Linked DNA regions of Homo sapiens: all the other regions are linked to region 2. Evidence: chromatin loops called from intact Hi-C (ENCODE). Cell type or tissue: heart left ventricle. All regions are shown on one strand.

Evidence for each region. Hi-C counts contacts between places; a loop is a spot of excess contacts. Peaks named below come from ENCODE experiments on the same cell type or tissue, not always from the same donor. Only the 100,000 strongest peaks of a DNase experiment are listed, where the experiment ranks them.
Region 1: it touches region 2 in a loop (1.8-fold over the local background); 30 of 110 quality-filtered maps call a loop at or near these places.
Region 3: it touches region 2 in a loop (4-fold over the local background); 15 of 110 quality-filtered maps call a loop at or near these places.

The regions. Positions count from the first base shown.
Region 1 is chr9:96,618,803-96,621,302 of GRCh38, forward strand. It overlaps CDC14B (cell division cycle 14B), which reads right to left and starts at 1,041. Exons shown (of 14, transcript NM_033331.4): 1 at 417-1,041. The coding sequence starts at 576. RefSeq lists an enhancer at 192-692. In heart left ventricle, no CTCF peak of the experiment used is centred here; DNase peaks (open chromatin) are centred at 9, 879 and 1,099; H3K4me3 peaks cover 1,822 bases; H3K27ac peaks cover 630 bases.
Region 2 is chr9:96,452,747-96,455,246 of GRCh38, forward strand. All of the region lies in intron 1 of HABP4 (hyaluronan binding protein 4), which reads left to right. Among named protein-coding and RNA genes, the nearest start is that of HABP4, 3.8 kb to the left of the region's middle. In heart left ventricle, a CTCF peak has its summit at 1,069; no DNase peak of the experiment used is centred here.
Region 3 is chr9:96,382,562-96,385,061 of GRCh38, forward strand. It overlaps SLC35D2 (solute carrier family 35 member D2), which reads right to left and starts at 1,150. Exons shown (of 12, transcript NM_007001.3): 1 at 916-1,150. The coding sequence starts at 1,073. It overlaps SLC35D2-HSD17B3 (SLC35D2-HSD17B3 readthrough), which reads right to left and starts at 1,150. Exons shown (of 26, transcript NR_182427.1): 1 at 916-1,150. RefSeq lists silencers at 749-798, 809-1,138. In heart left ventricle, no CTCF peak of the experiment used is centred here; a DNase peak (open chromatin) is centred at 1,190; H3K4me3 peaks cover 1,836 bases; H3K27ac peaks cover 1,151 bases.

The sequences.
Region 1 (2,500 bases), 170 kb after region 2:
CTCAGGGGCTGATTCAGAGGTTGTGACTCGCGCGAGGGCCAACCGGGCTCGCAATCCCTGAAGGCGGAATCCACAGGAACTCAGAAGCAGCCCGCGGGGAGGAGCTGCAGGTTCGAGGCGCCGGGCTGACGCCCGCAACTTAGAAAGGTGACCCTCGGTCCATCTTGCTGGTGGAGGAGGGTGCACAAGCTAAAGTTAAAGCTCGCAGCCCACGCAGCTAGAAACTCGGGGCGGGGGGCGCTCCTCAGGAGCCAGGCTCCTAAAGGGGGTGTGGCGGCCGGGGCGTTTAAGGGGGTGGGGGCGAAGGCATTTCGGCCCGGCCCCGGAGGCCCCGGGCAGCCCGGTGGGAGGTGGGCCAGGGCCCCGCGCCGGGTGCGGCCGTCCGGGGCCCTCCGCGCGCCCACTGGCCGGCTCACCGGTGATGTCCAGGTACACGTCGTCCTGGGGGTCCCGGCGGCGCGGGTCTTGCTGCGTGGAGCTGCGGATCTTCTTCACACCCGGCGAGGTCGACGAGCAGCGCCGCGAGCAGGGGGGCGCGGCGGCCCAGCTCGACCGCCGCTCGCTTTTCCGCTTCATGGAGGCGGCCGCGGCCCGTCAGGGGGCCACGACCATGGCCCCGCGCGCCCGCGCGCCCGCCGAGGCTCCCGCCAGCCCCGCGCGGGCGCTCGGGGCGGCGGGCGCAGAGCGGCGCTGCGGGGACGGCGGGCGCCGGCAGAGCCCGGCGGGAGGCGGTCGCGCAGGAGCCGGAGGAGGAGCCCGGCCCACAGCGCCTGCCCCGCTGCCTCCCGCGGCCGCCGCAGGACCGGCGCCGCAGCCCTCGCTACAGCGCCTCCTGCCGCGGCCGGCGCCCCCAGCCCGCCCCCAGGTGCCCGCAGCCGGCTGGCGCGGCCGAGGCGACGGGGCTGCAGCTGGCGGCCGGAGCTGCCCGGGGTAACCGTGCGTGCCCACCGCGGCCGCGGCCGCTGCTGCGTAGGCGCCGGGGCACAGCAGGACGCGGCTCGTGGGGACCCCAGGAGGGCTGTTCCGTGGCGCTTCATTCACAAAAAAGGGCCCACAACCCTCCTCGGGGCCCGCAGACTGAGGCCTTTCATTGGCCAATGCGGCGTGACGTCACGGAGACGGGGCCTTTCTACAGGCAGGTACTCGGTGACGCCATAAAGAAAACTCTGAGGGCTTCCGCCAATCAGAGATAAAGTGTGCTAGCGACCTTCGCCAGCCCCCCAACTTTTGTTTCTTCTGTGTCCTCCAGGTGCCAGCACCCCAGATCCCAACTTTCTTTAGTGAGTCACCAAACATTTACACAGCCCCACCCTAGTAACTTAACTCCAGGTCTTTGGCATATATATATCTTAAAGTATTTCTTGAATTTCCTTGTAATTCGCGCCAAGAGAAAGGGACTTTTGCCATGGCTGCCAGCTTGGAAGAGGATGGCCTGATTACATTACCTGCAGCTATATAGATTTAAAGTAGAGTTGATTTCAGAACTTAAGTAAAACTATTTAAACAACTACGCTCTATTTATCGACCTATGCCCAGCATTCAAACAGGCCAAGCAAGGGCTTCTTAAGGACCCGATGAAACTTCCGTGGAACCACAATATACCGTGGTTGTTTGCACCTCAGAGTTTCTCATCTCGGAATCCAGCGCCCACATTAATTCAGTAAGTTTATACACTCATTGCTGTGTATACTGAGGTGTCGACAGGTCCGATTATATCATGAAGTATTGAAGCAAGGGGCAAGTTTTGTCCTTAAACTTCTTTATCTGGCACACTGTAGGGTCATATCCTCTTCTTTTTCTACTGGATTAAAATAATGCCCTATCTTCCTGGAACTTAACCAAAAACTGTCATTTTGGAGGGCCTTTAAACAAACGTCCATGGTAGCATCTAAAAGGGTGAGAAGATTGGAGGGCAGTGTTAAGATTTCACGGCCCCAAATTTTACAACATCTGCAAGCTGTCCCTATTTTTCACCAGCACTTGAACGTTTTATCCTGCAGTTCCGCAGTTAACTGCCAGCCTGGGGAAAAGAAAGATGAATTTGAGTCAGTCCCCTTGGAAGCCTCTCAGAAATGCAAATTTTCATAGAGCACCTCAGGAAGGGGCTCTTTGACTTCTATTGTTGTGGGCTTTTACCTTAAGCACGGCTAAATAAGGAAGTAGGGGGGCTGTGTCTGAAGCTAGAGATCAGCAACTCTGTAAGCACTTTTTCTTAAGGTTGGTTCTCCTGTTCACTCTTCCTCTGTTTCCCCTAAGGAAATCAGTGAAGGCCTTAAATTTAAAATGATCTACATGTCTGTCTGTAGGGGCAGCAAAGAAGCTAGAGACGTGGGAGGCTGTGCGGCGCTGCGCAAGTAAGTTTTAGAGAGCAGAAACGGTAGGGTCACAGTCCTTTGTTTTGACCTGGAGGAGGAGGAGGAGACCTTTCAGACCGGCCTAGGGGCTCAGCATTGGAAAGCCACCCAGTTTCCCAGACTACCAGGGATTTTAAATGAGTGGG
Region 2 (2,500 bases):
GTTGATAAGAAGCACTGTACTTTTCTAACATTCAAAATTTTTTATCTAGTTAGAATGTTGTAAGTGAATGCTTAGTGTAGACAAAAATAAAACATGTTTGACATATCATAGAAATGTTAATCCTGAAAGAATGTGGAAGTCACAAGCTTTTCCTATGGAAAAGGGTTTTTTTTTTTTTTTTTTTTTTTTTTTGAGACAGAGTCTTTTTTTTTGAGACAGGCTGGAGTGCAGTGGCATGATCTCGGTTCACTGCAACCTCTACCTCCTGGGTTCAAGCGATTCTCCTGCCTCAGCCTCCTTAGTAGCTGGCATTACAGGCATCTGCCACCATGCCCGGCTAATTTTTTTTTTTTTTTTTTTTTTGAGACAGAGTGCAGTGGCGGGATCTTGACTCACTGCAACCTCTGCCTCCCCGGTTCAAGCGATTCTCCTGCCTCAGCCTCCTGGGTAGCTGGGACTACAGGCATGCGCCACCATGCCCAGCTAATTTTTGTATATTTTTTAGTAGAGGCATGGGTTCACTATGTTCATGTTGGCCAGGATGGTCTCGATCTCTTGACCTCATGATCTGCTTGCCTTGGCCTCCCAAAGTGCTGGGATTACAGGTGTGAGCTACTGTGCCTGGCCTAATTTTTTATATTTTTAATAGAGATGGGGTTTCACCATGTTGTCCAGGCTGGTCTTGAACTCCTGACCTCAGGTGATCCGCCCGCCTCAGCCTCCCAAAGTGCTGGGATTACAGGCGTGAGCCATGATGCCTGGCCAAAAATGTAGGTTTTTAATGTCTGACTATCTGTCTAGCAATATGTATATAAACCCTTGGGTGAGCCTTGCTCAATAAGTTCATTCTTAAAGTCATGAGAGGCCGTTTCAGTTTTGCTTTTCCTAGCCTTTCAGAATTATGTTCTTTGAAACAAAGGTCAATTTTATTTTGTGGAAAATCTTACTGTAAATTTTATTGTATTCTGTTTCTTTACCTGGGCTTGGTTTAGATGATGATGAATGCATGTGCCAGCCTTTTCTTGGCGAGGTTAGTGAAATGCAGTGCTTGCATTCTCCACTTGGAGCTGCTGATCCAGCACAGAAAAACAAGCCCAATTCATGGCAGTGTTGATCTCTTAGTACTAAATTGTGGGGAAAAAATTGGATGCTGATTATCTTTGTTTTGGGAGAGTTGGGAAGGAGAACGAGATGTTTGCCCAAAACTGATCATTATTCTAATTATCTTTGTTTTGGGGGGTTTGGGAGGGAAAATGAAATGTTTGCTTGATATTGATAATTATTCTAATAAGTAGCCAATTGTATTTAACAGTTTTCAGTTTTATACTGTTGGAAAAGGCTTTAATATGGTGTACAGTAAATGTCCTATTTTAAGTTTGATGAATTCCAAATTTGACGCAATTAAAAAATAACTTGGAGGAAGCAGAAAGGTGGGATAAGCACCTATAAGTAATTCTGTAGTTGAGTGGAGATAATAAAAGATGTTTTTAAAACTATGGGTTGGAAATAGGAAATCTGAAACTATGTTAAAATAACTCTTTTTACGCTGGGGTAAAAGTATGGAAAAGTATTGTTACTGTTGACAAATTTTCTGATGACTGTTATGTCATGATCTGTTATAATTTTCAACTTGTTAGGTAATTAACTTTCTTAGTGGCTTTTTCTGCCTTACATTTTGAATGCCTTTTCCAGTTCTGAACTCTTTTTTTTTTTTTTTTTTTTGAGACGGAGTCTCGCTCTGTTGCCCAGGCTGAAGTGCAGTGGCACGATCTTGGCTCACTGCAAGCTCCACCTCCCGAGTTCAGCCATTCTCCTGCCTCAGCCTCCCCAGTAGCTGGGACTACAGACGCCCGCCACCACGCCTGGCTAATTTTTTGTATTTTTAGTAGAGACAGGGTTCACCGCGTCAGCCAGGATGGTCTCAATCTCCTGATCTTGTGATCTGCCCGCCTTGGACTCCCAAAGTGCTGGGATTACAGGCATGAGCCACCGCGCCTGGCCCCAGTTCTGAACTCTTAATAAAGCACGTGCCCCCAGATCTGATGTTGCACACTCCTAGGCAACCGGGCACAAGTGTCAGTCACAGTGGGGGCTGCGTGGTGGCTCACGCCTGTGATCCCAGCACTGGGAGGCTAGGCGGGAGGATCACTCGAGCTCTGGGGTTCAAGACCAGCCTGGGCAACAAAATGAGACCTGTCTCTACAAAAAAAAATTTTTTTTTTAATTAGCTGGGTGTGATGGTGCAGCCTGTAGTCCTGGCTATTTGAGAGGCTGAGGTGGGAGGATCAGTTGAGCCCCAGAAGTCAAGGCTGCAGTAAACTATGATCACACCACTGCAGTCCAGCCTGGGTGACAGAGACCCTGTCGAAAAAAAAGAAAAGTGTCATTATCTTGATATGTCTGCAATCAAAGCATAATACTCTGCTGGGTGCAGTGGCTTATGTGTGTAATCCCAGCACTTTGGCAGGTCGAGGCAGGTGGGTCACCTGAGGTCAGGAGT
Region 3 (2,500 bases), 70 kb before region 2:
CCTCAGCCAGCCTCAGCTTTCGTATTTTATATTCGAGAAAAGTGAGACCCACATAAGCTGAATCTGTATGTATATATAAAAAAAGAAAGCTGATACTCTAAGATACTCTCTAACTAAGACACTCTAGGTCTCTTTGGGCTCTAAAATGTTGATGGCATATTCTTGTAACATAGTAGAGTTTACAAAGAGCCTTCACATATAACAGCTCGTGCAGAGCCCTGGAGGGTAATTAACACGATTGTAATCATTCAGGTTTTTTGCATCTGAAAAAAATTGCTGACTGTGAGACTGGTCCAAAAAGACAGGTGTTAACCGGTGGAGCTGGGTCTAAATCCACAATTTTCTCAGTGCCGCTACAATGGTAGCAGAATTAAGCAGGATTTTCTAGTCCTTACAAATAGGTTCAAGGCAGCACAAATTTGCGTTTACTTCACACTAATCCAAAAAAGTACTCCATATGAACTTCCAATTGTTTTCCCGAGTTTTCCATGAACACGCTGGTCATCTGAGAATGAACAGTCAATCAATACAGACTTACTGGCTCAGGAGTACCTGACCGTTGAACATGGAGATCTGTGTAAGGAATTGCGTCCTTTGAAGCAGGCATTTGAATCCCTGTTTTCAGCTCGCTGGGTGTATGAAAGAATCTGTCTGAGCTCTACCAGCCCACCTAGGACAGGGCGCCTCGCAGCAGGGCAGGCGCGCTCAGGAAGAGAACGACTTTCTCAGGTTGTGGCCTGAGTGTAGAAAGCTGAGCGAGTTCTGGAGGGCGCCTGGGAAACTCGACCAATGTGCCCAGCTGAGACTCGAGGGTCCCTGTCCCCACCCGCCCTGTCCCGGGCGCCGCTGAAGCGCACGGAGGACAGGGGCAGCCCCGCACTCCCGCAGACCCCCCGGCCCCGGGCCCCGCCTCACCCGTAGGTGGTCAGCAGCGCCTTGTTGACAAGCACGATGAGGAAGGAGCAGGTCCCGTAGAAGAGCGCCGACAGCAGCCGGGCCACCCGCGAGGGCAGCCGCGCCGCGCCGGGCTCCCCGCCAGCGCCCTCGGCCTCGGCCTGGCCGCCGGCCGTCATCTCCTGCGGCCCCGCGGACCCCGCCGCCCGCCAGCCCCGGCTGCGCACTGGTCCCGCCCGGCCGGGCCGGGGAAGAGGGCGCGGCAGGAACAGGAAGAGCCCGGCGCAATCCCAGGTCCCGACCCGCCCCCTGCGAGCGCCCGAGGCCGGCGCGGGAGGACCCTGCGCGCTGGACTTCACCCTGGTTCCAGGCACCTCCTTCGGTCTCCAGGGCCGGCAATGCGCTGGGGAGTTGAAAAGCGCTGCCTTCCTCCAGGCTTTCCTGGAAAGAAACGCTTCAGTAAGTCTCAGGGCTTGTTTTGCTTTTTTTTTTTTTTCCCTACAACTTTTTTGTTTAGTGTATAATTTACATACAATGAAGTGTACACATCTTGCCAGTCCATAGTTTGAGATGAGCTTCGACAAAGGCATCCACAGGAGTAACTACTCAAAACAACATTTCCATCGCCCCAAAAATTCCCCTTGCTGCCCCTTTGAAGTTAACGCCCGCATCTCATCGATGACTATTGCTGTAGGTTAGGTTTGCCTTTTCCGGAATTTCAAATAAACAGGGTGCTTTCTAGAATTTATGAATGAGCATGTGGTCTCAGGGGTTTTCACTCTATGCTTTGGACTCGACCATGTGGTTTGTTTAATCGTTGAATAGTATCACAAATTGTGTATCCATTGGTTGTTTCCAGTTTAGGACCATTAGGAAAAATGCTTCCATGAAAATTCGTGGGCGTTTGTGGGACCTGTGTCTTCATTTCTCTTAAATAAATATCTAGGAGTGGAGTGGCTAGGAGTAAGGTGGGTGAAGCCTTGGGACTTGGGTGTCCTCTGGGTGCTTTGTGGTAGGTGCATTCCTCGCGGAGGGCCGTTTGCCTTCGGGTCAGGTCAGTTGAAGGACAGCTTCCCAGAACCGCCTACCCTTGTCAGTCTTTAAAAAATATGAACTTTTGGCCAGGCGCGGTGGCTCACACATGTAATCCCAGCACTTTGGGAGACCGAGGCGGGCAGATCACGAGGTCAGGAGATCGAGACCATCCTGGCTAACACGGTGAAACCCCGTCTCTACTAAAGATACAAAAAAAATTAGCCGGGCGTGGTGGCGGGCGCCTGTAGTCCCAGCTACTCAGGAGGCTGAGGCAGGAGAATGGCGTGAACCCGGGAGGCAGAGCTTGCAGTGAGGCGAGATCGCGCCACTGCACTCCAGCCTGGGCGACAGAGCAAGCCTCCGTCTCAAAAATATATATATTATATATTTAATATATAATGTATATTATATATATATATATATATGAACTTTTAGCTTCTTAGAAAAGCTTAAGATTTCAAGTTAAATAAAAGTTGGGGCCTAACTATATAGATGCCCAGAGAATTGTTTTTCTACCCTTAGGCACTAAACAACCAGGAGAATGAAAACTGGGAAACATTTTCAGCCCTGA